2 separate regions of the Homo sapiens genome follow, and region 1 is linked to region 2. Evidence: chromatin loops called from intact Hi-C (ENCODE). Cell type or tissue: A673. All regions are shown on one strand. Each heading gives the region's core, and the rest is flanking DNA. Links, peaks and the distances in the headings are about the cores only.

Region 1 (6,296 bases), core at 867-5,866, 260 kb after region 2:
CACGTGCCACAGTACTCAGTTGAAAAACACTTTTAGGTGAAGAAATGGTAAAATAAATTATTTTTTAACAATGGAAATATTGTTAGAAAATTCTGAGGAAAAGATTTTAAAAGATACTTCACAAAAAGAGAAAGCTCTTCAATTGAGCCCTCAAATAATTGTCCATAAAATATGAAGACTTTTCTAACAATAGCAAAGACCAATCAATAATCTTGAAAAATCACAAGTACTTTAGCTTTAGATGAGTCATTTGATATAATAGACACTGCCCAATTAATACTTTGGGTACTTTGTCTCAAAGGACTTCAAATTTATGAAGAAATGTCAATTCATAGCCTAAAAGAAACTTAACACGCGGCATGGATATTTTTAAATCTTTTATAACTGTCAAAGAAGAATTCCAGCCAGATAAGAAAAAAATTAGTTTCTTTCACCACAAATGGTAGTTCCATTATGCTGAATCAAAAATTTGGATTTATTAGAATTTTCAAATAAGAGACTAATATTTTCCTTATTGCTTAGCCCATTAGGTGATACATTTTGAAAATAGTTGTGCTTAGTTTTCTGCAGCCGACTCTGTGAAAAGCATCATAGATTAATATTGTTCATTGTATTCATTCAAATGCTATGAATCGTCTTCAGCTTAAGAAACAGTTGAAACAAATAGGAGATGACAGATTTAATGATCTTGTGGTCTTTGTCAATGCTCTTTGAGTCACGGAAGAGCTTTACAAAGGGTTACTGTATTTTTAACTCCAATTCAAGATTTTCTTTAAACAAAGGGAAGCTTGGCAAATTATCCCATAATAAAAGACAAAAAATGGCAGCATGATTTATGTTCTCTCATCAAAATTACACTGCATATCTGGCCGGGTGCAGTGGCTCATGCCTGTAATTCCAACATTTTGGGAGGCTGAGGGAGGCAGACGGTTGGAGCTCAGGAGTTTGAGACCAGCCGGGGCAACATAGTGAATCCCTGTTTCTATCAAAAATACAAAAAATTAGCCAGGTGTGGTGGTGCATGCCTGTAATCCCAGCTACTCAGGAGGCTGAGATGGGAGGATCACTTGAGCCCGGGAGGTGGAGATTGCAGTGAGCCCAGGTTGTTCCACTGCACTACAGCCTGGGAGACAGAGCAAGACCCTATCTCAAAAAAATGAAAGAAAAAAAGAAAAGAAAGAAAAAATTACACTGCACATGGATGAATGGATGAGCTAAATTTGAAACTCCAAGGTAAGGAAAAGCTTATTTGTTACATAGCTAGACATTTAATTAATGTTGAAACTGAAACTTAAAATACAAATCAATACAATGATTTTATACTTTTTTCTAAATGAAATTAATAGGCAAGTTATTTTCATTTAATTGAAACATGTTATGTAAGTTAAGCTGCAAAGACAGAAAAAAATGTGAAGGACATGATTATCATTGATAAATTTTGAGTTATTTTTCAATTATGTAGTATGCTTCAGATTTGACTCGAGTTGGTGAATTTACTTAACTTGAACAGATATAGTTTTGAAACTGATATACTTTTGCTCCAAAGTCAAATCCTTCTAGAAAGGATGAACAAGTTTTGTCAATATGAATGCAAATATTAAGGAAAAATTGTTTTTGGTATTTTTTTGGTTAGTGGAAAATATTTAAGTATATCTGGAACCTCTTAGTGATGAGTCTACTTTTTCAACTATAAATGTAATGAAATGTAATACAGATGAAGTATTTCCAATAAAAATTTTGCATTGAATCGAGATGTACTGTAAGTAAAAACTAAACACTAAATTTCCAAGACTTAACATGAAAAAAGTACATAAAATATTAATTAATATTTATATTAAGCACATGTTGAAATGATAATATTTTGGATGTGTTAGGTTAATTTCACTTGTTCTTTTAATATGGATACTAATTTTTTTTTTTTTTGAGACAGAGTCTCGCACTGTTGCCCAGGCTGGAGTGCAGTGGTGTGATCTCGGTTCACTGCAACCTCTGCCTCCTGGGTTCAAGGAATTCTTCTACCTCAGCCTCCTGAGTAGCTGGGATTACAAGCACCTGCCATCACGCTCGGCTAATTTTTGTATTTTTAGTAGAGACAGGGTTTCGCCATTTGGCCAGGCTGGTCTTGAACTCCTGACCTCAGGTGATCCGCCCACCTTGGCCTCCCAAAGTGCTGGGATTACAGGCATGAGCCACCGCACCCGGCCAGATACTAAAATTTTTTCAACACACATGTAACTCACATTATGCTTGTATTGGACAGCTCTGATAGAGAATATAACAGCCGTGATAATAAGACAAAAGTGCAAGACCTTTGCCTTGTTCATTGTTATATTTTCAGAGCCAAAAACTAGTGCCTGGCACATTCTAGGTGCTCAGAAAATAACAACTAAATAAATTAATCTACTTGTACCTCAGTAGTATAAGGAAGGGTCAGTAGCAGGAAATCGAAACCACTCCAATTATTTTAAGCAGAAAGGGATTTCAAATAGGAAATTAAGAATTTACAAACAGGTGGGCATGGTGGCTTATGCCTGTAATCCCAGCACTTTGGGAGGTCAAGGCCAGCAGATCACTTGAGGCCAGGAGTTCCAGACTACCCTAGTCAACATGGTGAAACCCCATCACTACTAAAAATACAAAAATTAGCCGGGCATGGTGCAGGCACCTGTAGTCCCAGCTACTCAGGAGGCTGAGGCAGGAGAATCTCTTGAACCGAGGAGGCAGACATTGCAGTGAGCTGAGATTGCACCACTGCACTGCAGCCTGGGCAACAGAGCGAGACTCCGTTTCCAAAAAAAAAAAAAGAATTTACAAATATCACTGGAAGGGCTGGGGCAGTGGACTCTAGACCAGGCCCCAGGACCAGCCTACCAGGGACGCTGCCACCACTAGGAAGGCAGGACTGCTGAAGCTGCTGGCTTCAGGAACACACCTCTTCAGCTGCTAAAACTCTGAGTATTAGATTTAGAGCCACACCACACCTGAGAGATCCAATCCAACAAAAAATAGATGAGCCTCACCCTGCCTCTCGACTCCCAAGAAGCTGATGCCCAGACAATGAAACGTGTTCCAGAAAAACCAGCAATGATATACTACTCATGGCACCATGCACGTGCCTTCCAATTCTCAAGCAAGTGTATCTGATTTATAAAACCAAAATCACACCCAAAAGCAACTACAAAGAAGCCTCTCCCACCTTCACATTTCCTTCACTGGGTAAACTCAGATTAAACATCCCTTCCTCCAGGAAGCCTTCCCTGACTTCCCCAAGACTATGTTAAGTTGGCATTCCATGTGCTTTATCTACATTTTTTATCAAATTTATTTATTCTAATGATAGGCCATTAGCTGCATGAGATGGGGCTGTGTCTGCTTATTCTCCGTTGTATCCTCCCCACCTAGTGGTAGATGATACATTCACATGAGTTGAATGAATTAATGAACATGAGCACAAAGATTTTTTTTTCTTTTTTGAGGCAGAGTCTTGCTCTGTTGCCCAGGCGGGAGTGCAATGGCATGACCTCGGCTCACTGCAACCTCCACCTCCCGGGTTCAAGCGATTCTCCTGCCTCAGCCTCCCAAGTAGCTGGGATTATAGGCATGCGCCACCATGCCCAGATAATTTTTGTATTTTTAATAGAGACGGGGTTTCATCATGTTGGCCAGGCTGGTCTCGAACTCCTGACCTCAAGTGATCTGCCTGCCTCGGCCTCCCAAAGTGTTGGGATTACAGGCGTGAGCCGCCGCACCCGACCGCGAAGAGCTAATTTTTTTTTTTTTTTTTGAGAGTGGCACCGGCTTTACTGTCTTTGTGGGGGCCTGGAAAGGTTGGGTCCTGGGGGGCAGCAAGGAAAGGCCGGGAAGCTGTGTGACCAGGGCCTCAGGTGGTGTGCATCTGGGGTTCCTCCACTTGTGGGTGTCCATTGGTATCACTGGTACAGCCATTGGTGGCAGCGGGTACCGGTCCTTTCTTGTTCGACACAGGGCAGGCGGCAGCCACGGGTCCGACTCACCTGAGGCCAGGCACTGGGAGCTCCATCTTGTGCACCAGGACCACGTGGTTCTGTGGCGGAAGCCCCACACAGGCCCTGTGGATGTTCTCGATGCAGCTGAGCTGGCGGAAAAGCGCACTGACCACCGGGCTGCCCGGCGGCACCAGCGGCGCCTTGAAGAGATGCTAAGCAGGGACGGCATGGGGTGGAAGGTCTGTGGCTCGGTGTTGTCATTGGTGCAGAAGCTCACGCAGTGGCACAGCTCGGTCACCAGCGCCAGGTCCAGGATGATGGGGGCGGCCAGCAGCGAGTCCTCGCACGTGTTGTGCAGTACCAGCGTGTTGGTTACGCCCAGCATCAGCTCCAAGGTAGACTCATCCAGCGCACGCTTGGGGTCACCCGCGTACGGCATGTACTTGATGACCACGCAGCGGTCAGGCTCCTCGCCAGGCGCGTAGAGCACTGGGTGTCTTTGCGCCATGTCGTCCACTACGTTGCTCTTGGACACCGCCTCAGAGGGAACAGCGATGGCGCCAACAGGTTCTGCCGGTCGTTGTTCCCCAGGTGGTTATAATTCACAATCGACTTGGTCTTGAGGCCATAGCCGATGAGGAAGTCCACGAGCACGGACTTGACTTTGGTCTGGCCTGACTTGAAGTCATCTCTGCCCACGTAAACCTGGCGCTGCCACGCGAGCCCAAGGGCTCCGGGCACCAGAGTGTTCTGTGGGGACCCAGAGGAAGGCACAGCCCTCCAGGATGCTGGCCACGGCGAAGAGCGTGGAGGGCGACACCTTCAGACCAAGCTCGATGGTGCGCAGCAGGGTCTCGGCCGTGTTGTTGAGACCTGGGACCACCTCACAGAAGCGCTCCATGTTCGCCGTTCACAGCGCTATGACTTTGTCCAGCCCTGCGCTAGACCGGAAGTCATCGGATGTCCCGGCGGATCTGCTCTAGCTGCTGCGCGCGCGTGCCCGGGATGAGGCTGTCCGCGCGCGCGTTCTGGTTGGCCGCGATGAACTGTGGGATGTATACCAAAGGCCGGGGCTGCAGGGCCTCCATGTGCGGCCACAGTTGCTCCTGCAGCCCTCAATCAGCACCTTCGCGAGCCGCATCGCCTCGGCCAGGTTCGGCGACAAGATGTCCCAGCCATCGAACACGAGGTCGTTGGGCGCCACCATGGGCAGCAGCCGCGGAAGGGCGCGAACACCTCCTGGCCCTTGGCGTCCAAGACCGGGCTCACGGTGCCCACCTGAGACAGTGAACCGTAGTAGTTGGCCCCCTTGCGACCCCTGCGCGTGGGCCAGGACAGACGCAGTAGGTTGGCCAGCACCGCGGCGGTGAGCGTGGATCCGTTGTTACCACCGCAGGCGACAAGCATGACCCGTAGCCTGGGCACATGCGGGCCGGGCGGTCCGGAAGGTGAAGTGCGTGGACTTGAGGTGCACCTCGAGGACGCCGCCCTTGCTTCTGACGCGCGTTGTCTGGTACTTGTACTGAGCCTCGATGGCCTCGAGGCCAAAGACCACGTCCTGGCTCTGGACCAAGAATTGGACGGCGGCCTCCATCGCGGCAGTCGGCGCGGAGTCGGCTCAGGCAGCGGCGGTGGACAGCGCGCTAAATTCTTTACCTAAGATTATCTTTCACTTTTAACAACCCTTTGAGTTAGACGGTATCCCCTTCATGTGATGCATGAGAAAACTGAGACTCAGAGTGTGACATGCCCAAGGACATCCAGGTGAAAGAGGACTTCGAACTTGGCTCTGTCTGATTCCAAAGCATGTGTGGTAACCACAGCACTATGTTGCCTGGGTTCAGGACCTGGACTTGACACTTGTCCTGGGACAAGTTGCTAATCTTTCTATGCCTTAGTTTTCTCATCTAAAAAATGAAGAGAGGGTAATGATGAATGAGTCAATGCCAAGGAGTTTCATCAGCTGTGAAACTGTTCAAGTACCACTGTTTGCACGACCCCGGTTCACTTCCAGGTCCCTCACGTGGGCCTGCGTGACTTCTAAAGAAGACCTGAGACCACCCCAGGCAGCATAGTGAGACCCTGTCTTTACAAAAATAACAATTAGCTGGGCGTGGTGCCTGTAGTCCCAGTTACTCAGGAGGCTGAGGTAGGAGGTTGATGCTGCAATGCTGAGACGGCAACACTGCACTCCAACTTGGGTGACAATGAGACCCTGTCTCAAAAAAAAAAAAAAAAAATGGAACACCCAACGTCCTTACAAGCCACCCTGGTACCTTCACTCAGATTTATTATGTTCATTGCAGTTCCCACTACTGCCTTGATCATTCC
Region 2 (6,296 bases), core at 556-5,555:
CCCACCTAGAGCTCACTGCTCAGTAGATGTGAACATGGATGGTGGTGGTACACGCATTGGGTGATTGATTGTGCAAGATGAAAAATAGAGGTGGATTTCTTTTTTTCTTTTTTTTCTTTTCTTTTCTTTTCTTTTTTTTTTTTTTTTTTTGAGACAGAGTCTCACTCTGTTGCCCAGGCTGGAGTACAGTGGTGCAATCTCGGCTCACTGCAACCTCCGCCTCCTGGGTTCAAATGATTCTCCTGCCTCAGCCTCCCAAGTAGCTGGGATTACAGGCGCCCACCACCAAGTCCAGCTAATTTTTATATTTTTAGCAGAGACAGGGTTTCACAATGTTGGCCAGGCTGGTCTTGAACTCCTGACCTCAAGTGATCTACCTGCCTTGGCCTCCCAAAGTGCTAGGATTACAGGCATGAGCCACTGTGCTCGGCCCAGAGGTAGATTTCTGTTCAGTGTTTCTATGGATCTCACATGCCTTTTTAGACATCTCTTTCTGATGGATTTCAGTGTTTCCTCAATGGAAATGTTTGAGAATTCTGTAACACTTCCTCCTGGTTTACACAATGATTGGACGATAGAAGTCTATAAAACTTGTTCCTCCCTTCCTTCCCCACCACCAGATCACTTTAGACACAAGATATTATCTTTATAAAGCTTATCATTGTGAATGTTCTTGCAGAGAGTATCAACCTCCATCTCCCCCACCCATTCTGACAACCAGCCTATTGGTTTCTGCAGTTAAGAAAAAATTCTTTTTTTTTAGAGACAGAATCTGGCTCTATCGCCCAGGCTGCAGTGCAGTTGCACAGTCTCGGCTCACTGCAACCTCCACCTTTCGTGTTCGAGCGATTCTCCTGCTTCAGCCTCCCGAGTGGCTGGGATTACAGGCATGCACCACCATGCCGAGCTAATTTTTTTGTGTTTTAGTAGAGACAGGGTTTCTACTGTTGCCCAGGCTGGTCTTGAACTCCAGAGCTCAAGCGATCTTCCCGCCTCACCCTCCCAAAGTTCTGGGATTACAGGCATGAGCAACCACACGCCTGGCCAGAAAAAACCTCATTTTGTTACATTTTAGTAAACACGAGCCACATCCCAGCCAGTTACGGTTAGAGGGCACTGGTCCAATATTTGACCTTGGTTTGCAGGTCTACACTGTCTCCTTTCCTCATCAATCCCTGGTGGAAACTGAGACACCAGTGCAGGCCAGAGTGTCTCTAAAGAAACTTGAGAATTCTAAGACCTTAGGAAGAGGACCTTGTGTCAGAATGAGGGGGACTTTCTGCTGGGCCTCCCTTGCATGCCCTCTGTCTGGGGCCTTGGGTCTGCTCTGAGGATTCTTGTAGCCAAACATAGATTTTGCAGGCTATGTTAGCTAATCCCCAAGCATCCTTTGGGACGTTGTTGCAGCTGCACTTGGAGGCTTGTTATCTGGCTTGCCTCTGCAAGGGATGCTGCTTAGCTGACTTTGTCCCTCTTTAGCCTGAGTCATGGCTAATTGGTCAGCTGCCTTAGGTATCTCAGAGCCTGCGAATTGGCTCCCTCAGCAGCCACGTGGCCTGTGACCTGCAGCATGTCTGACTGAAGGTCTAACTATCCTAATTTGTCCCCCAGCACCTCTCGGTCTCCAAGGGATTGCCTGCCAGAAGCTGCTTTTAGCAGTTTAGAAAAGATAATTTCAGAATCTGCTTCCCTTACTCCCCCTCACCGAACCTTTCCCCACCGTTTCCTAAACCAGTTCCTAGGTGGAGCTAAAATTAAAAAAGAGTTATTAATATCAACTCCTTAAAATGAAAAATAAGATGTAAGAAACTACTTCTGGATAAAATAGAGTTTTACTCTTAAGCTAGGTAACGTATAAAAATTGAGGAAATCAGATAAGTAAAAAGAATAGAATAAAAATTACCTGCATTCTCACCACCCAGAAATAAGTATTGTTAGCATTTTAGTGATAATTTTTAGGGTTTTTTTTTTCTCTGCTTATTTGTATCTGCATGTATATGTGTGTGCATGTGTGTGTTCAGTTATATTTTTGTTTTGCAAAAATAAGATGCATTGTTTTATACTCTGCTTTTTTTTTCACTGAATGGAAATTTTTGCATAAATATTTTGCTATGTTTTTGAATACCCTGCCACACATCATTTTAATGGCCACATCTGAAAGTGGCTGCACTATGGGTTAATTTCACTAGTCTCTGATTTTCAGACATTTGTTTCCAGTTTTTTGTTGCTATTCATATACACAGCTCTACCATGAACTCCGTGGCAACAGAATCTTTGCACATATCTCTGATTGTTTCTTTAGAATAAACCCCCACAAGGGAGAACTGTAGGGCCACATGGTATGTACATTCTTAAGACTCCTCCCGCCTGTCCTTCCAGAACCGTTGAATTAATTGGCCCTCAAGCTGGCAGTAGTTGTAGAGTATGTCCATTCCCCCAAGCTTTTGCCATTATTCCAAATATGAATCTTGTACCAATCTTTCAACAGATGAAAAGTGGTCACTCATTTTGGGATTATTTGATTGCTAGTGGTGTCAAACGTTTCTTTTCTCATACGTGTTTTGGCCATTGATGTATCAACTCCCTTGTGAACTGCCTTTCCTTTGCCAAACTTCTAATGCACAACAAAAGCTCAGCTTTAATTAAGCTTGTTCAGAATCTTAAGCCCTATAAAGCTTTTTATAAAACAGAGGACTCCAAAGCACAGGGGTTTTTCTTAACACCATTTATCTCCTCTAAGCGAGGATGCAAGAAGGATTCAAGAACTGAAGGCTAGTAGACAACTCCCCAGCCAACATCCGACATGCCCTTCAGCCAGTAGAGGTAGCTGTTGCATCAACTAGCTCCCCAGCCTTGTCTGTGAGTTCAGCCTTTAAGACAGAAAATAAATCAGTGCATGCAGTATTTTTAACAATATTTATTTTTAAAAAAACTCACGATTTTGTGGTTTTTTTAAAAAAACTGCTTATTTTGTGCCCTCTTATGTTTGAATGTAAAGCTCTCTGTGAATATTAGTAAGAGCCACTATATGAAATTTATTATTAATCATCTATTTTTAGGCATGAAGCTTTGCTGTATTATGTTTTAGCAGCAGAAACTGGAATTGAAGTGTCACAGACAAATTTAGCACACATCTGTGAGGAGAGGCCAGTAAGTAAATGTATTCTTCTCAGAGTAGAAGCTCTGAGGTTAAGGATAATGAATTGGGTTTTATGGAGGCAACGTTGGTCACTTGGCCGAAATATTAATGAATTAACTTTTTCTTCCCTTTACCCCTTAGGACCTGGCCAGGAGATACTTGGGTGTTAACTGTGTTTGGAGATACTATAATTTCTCTGTTTTTCAAATCGATGCTCCTTCCTTTGGTATGTATAGAAAAACGGTGCAAAATTGAAGCATTAGGTGTTTTTAATCTTTAGTAACAGGGAACATCTGACAGCTTTGTGTGAAGTGAGGTATTTCTAAATAATTAGAAAAGAAAGTGAAAAATCTCTGCTATTAAGATCGCTAAACTCTGCTCTCAGCCTCACACAATGCACTACTCCTCACCCATTGTCCCGTGGAGTGCTTGGACCCAACATTTCTTATTTTTTGATTTTTATTTTTGGAGACAGTCTCACTCTGTTCCCCGGGCTGGAGTGCAGTGGAATGATCTGGGCTCAGTGCAACCTCCACCTCCCAGGTTCAGGTGATTCTCCTGCCCGAGTAGCTGGGATTTCAGGTGCCCACGACCACGCCCAGCTAATTTTTGTATTTTTTAAGTAGACATAGGGTTTCACCATGTTGGCCAGGCTGGTCTCAAACTCCTGACCTCAGGTGATCCACCTGCCTTGGCCTCCCAAAGTGCTGGGGTTACAGGCGTGAGCCACTGCACCTGGCCCCCAACATTTCTTCTGAGTCAATGAAAATGTAAAAGAGAACGCTATTATGGAGCAATTCTCTGGGCCAGTCATTTGTGCGGATTCCTCTACGCTGCTCTGCATGGTGGGGGACTGGCCTCCAGGAACTACAGTTCCTGGACTCCTCTACCCACCGGCTTCTGATTCCTTTCAGGCAATAAGAGGCACTGGCAGAAGATTGCAGGATGGGAGAAGAAGTCCAAGTACTTCTACCTTTGTCTCTCTGCTTTGGACTGTGTCTCTGGCAGTGGCTACATTTCCATGGTTCCAGCCCCTGCCTGGCAGCTCCACCCTCTTTGATCTCAGCACCAGGCTCTGGGTCTCTGGTAACATCACAGGCACCCTCTGGTCCCCAAGTCCTGGGGATGATAGTAGCCTTCTCACTGCTGATCTCTGGGCTGCCTATTGTTTTCCATTTGCCTTTTCAGCTCTCCCAACATCCTAGTAACTACTTCCCCATGATGAAATTCCTCTTTTGAACCACTTGAAACGGGTTCTGTTTTCCTTATTGGACATTGACTAATACATACACCCTTTTTTTTTTTTTTTTTGAGATGGAGTCTTGCTGTGTCGCCTAGGCTGGAGTGCAATGGTGCTATCTCGGCTCACTGCAACCTCTGCCTCCCAGGTTCAAGCGATTCTCCTGCCTCAGCCTCCTGAGTAGATGTGATTACAGGAACGCACCACCATTCCTGGCTAATTTCTGTATTTTTTAGTAGAGGTGGGATTTCACCATGTTAGCCAGGCTGGTCTTGAACTCCTGACCTGCAGTGATCTGCACACCTTAGCCTCCAAAAGTGCTGGAATTACAGGTGTGAGCTACGGCACTCAGCCGATACATATACTCTTAAACACAAGTTTTTCTTCAGAGGAAAAATAAAATACATGGCTAAAGCAAAGAGTTACCAAAAACAGACATCAAAGATGAACAGCAAAATTTCAGATGTGAAGTAAAACACCCAAAACAACCTTGGCTGATTTGGGCAGCAAGGTTGTAGACTGAGATTTAGCTATTCAGGAGAGCTACCTGGCCAAATAAGAAACTGTCTAGAGTCCAGGCACGGTGGCTCACACCTGTAATCCCAGCACCTTGGGAGGCTGAGGTGGGAGGATTGCTTGAGTCCAGGAGTTCGAGAGCAGCCAGGACAACATGGTGAAACCCCGTCTCTATAAAAAATACAAAAATTAGCCGGGCGTGGTGGCACACTCCTGTAATCCCAGCTACATGGGAGGCTGAGGTGGAAGGATCACTTGAGCCCAGGAAGTCAAGGCTGCAGTGAGCCCTGATCTCACCGCTGTATTCCAGCCTAGGCAGCGGAGACCCTATCGCAAAAAATTTAGAAAAAAAAGAAAAAAAATATGTCTAGAAATAGGGATGCTCTGGGCAAAAAGCCTTTTTGCTTGTTTCTCTCTTGACACATCAGGGAAACATAAAGATGTTCTGTATTCAGATACTAATAGGAAAAACTTGCATTCATGTGAATGCGCCAATAATTTAAAATGTTGGTATAAAAAAAACCACTTGACAAATGGATCTGTGCTTTATTTCCTGCAGCATATTTGAAGATGGGAGACCTTTACTACTATGGCCACCAAAACCAGTCACAAGACCTGGAGTTGTCTGTGCAGATGTACGCCCAAGCCGCCCTGGATGGAGACTCCCAGGTAAACAGCAACCGCAACAAAAACCAGCTCTTGGCCGGGCACGGTGGCTCATGCCTGTAATCCCAGCCCTTTGGGAGGCCGACGGGGGCGGGTCACTTGAGGTCAGGAATTCGGGACCAGCCTGAGCAACATGGCGAAACCCCATCTCTACAAAAATACAAAAATTAGCTGGGTGTGGTGGTGCTCGCCTGTAGTCCCAGCTACTTGGGAGACTGAAGCAGGAGGATTGCTTGAGTCTGTCAAGTCAAGGCTGCAGCAAGCCGTGATCACACCATTGCACTCCAGCCTGGGTGACAGAGCAAGACCCTGTCTCAGAAAAAAACTCAGCTCTTGGTGACATCCATTTGTGAATTTGCAAAACCAGAATTCTTCCTAACCGTCCTTTCAGTGTGTATACACTACACAGTTTACAAAGCCATTGTTCATCCATTTTCACATGCCCCTCAAACAACTCTATGAGGACACTAACAATAAGGGTGAGCCTTTATTAAACACCTACTGTGTCCCCCACGCCATTCTCACATAATCCTGTGGGGGTGCGGATTATTATACCCTATTTATAATCAAAGATAATGAACTGTTCAAGACCAAATAATCAAATGGTAAGCAAAATGCCCAGCTCCTAAACCTGGATCTTTGGCTCCAAACAGAAGGGTGTTTCTACCAAATTACATCAAACTCACTCACCAGGTAGAAACTCAAGAAATTAGCAGTGCATCCACAGTAGGAAGT

The links. A loop is a pair of places that touch in the nucleus more often than their neighbours do. Peaks named below come from ENCODE experiments on the same cell type or tissue, not always from the same donor. Only the 100,000 strongest peaks of a DNase experiment are listed, where the experiment ranks them.
Region 1: a loop joins it to region 2, with 2.5 times the contacts of the local background. A loop is called at or near these places in 3 of 110 quality-filtered maps.

Annotation. Positions count from the first base shown.
Region 1 is chr4:25,504,260-25,510,555 of GRCh38, reverse strand. It overlaps the pseudogene ISYNA1P1. Among named protein-coding and RNA genes, the nearest start is that of ANAPC4, 130 kb to the right of the region's middle. In A673, for the core only: a CTCF peak has its summit at 3,389; no DNase peak of the experiment used is centred there.
Region 2 is chr4:25,764,594-25,770,889 of GRCh38, reverse strand. It overlaps SEL1L3 (SEL1L family member 3), which reads left to right. Exons shown (of 24, transcript NM_015187.5): 18 at 3,060-3,150; 19 at 3,281-3,365; 20 at 5,455-5,564. Among named protein-coding and RNA genes, the nearest start is that of SEL1L3, 95 kb to the left of the region's middle. In A673, for the core only: a CTCF peak has its summit at 2,818 (motif pointing right); a DNase peak (open chromatin) is centred at 2,819; H3K27ac peaks cover 721 bases.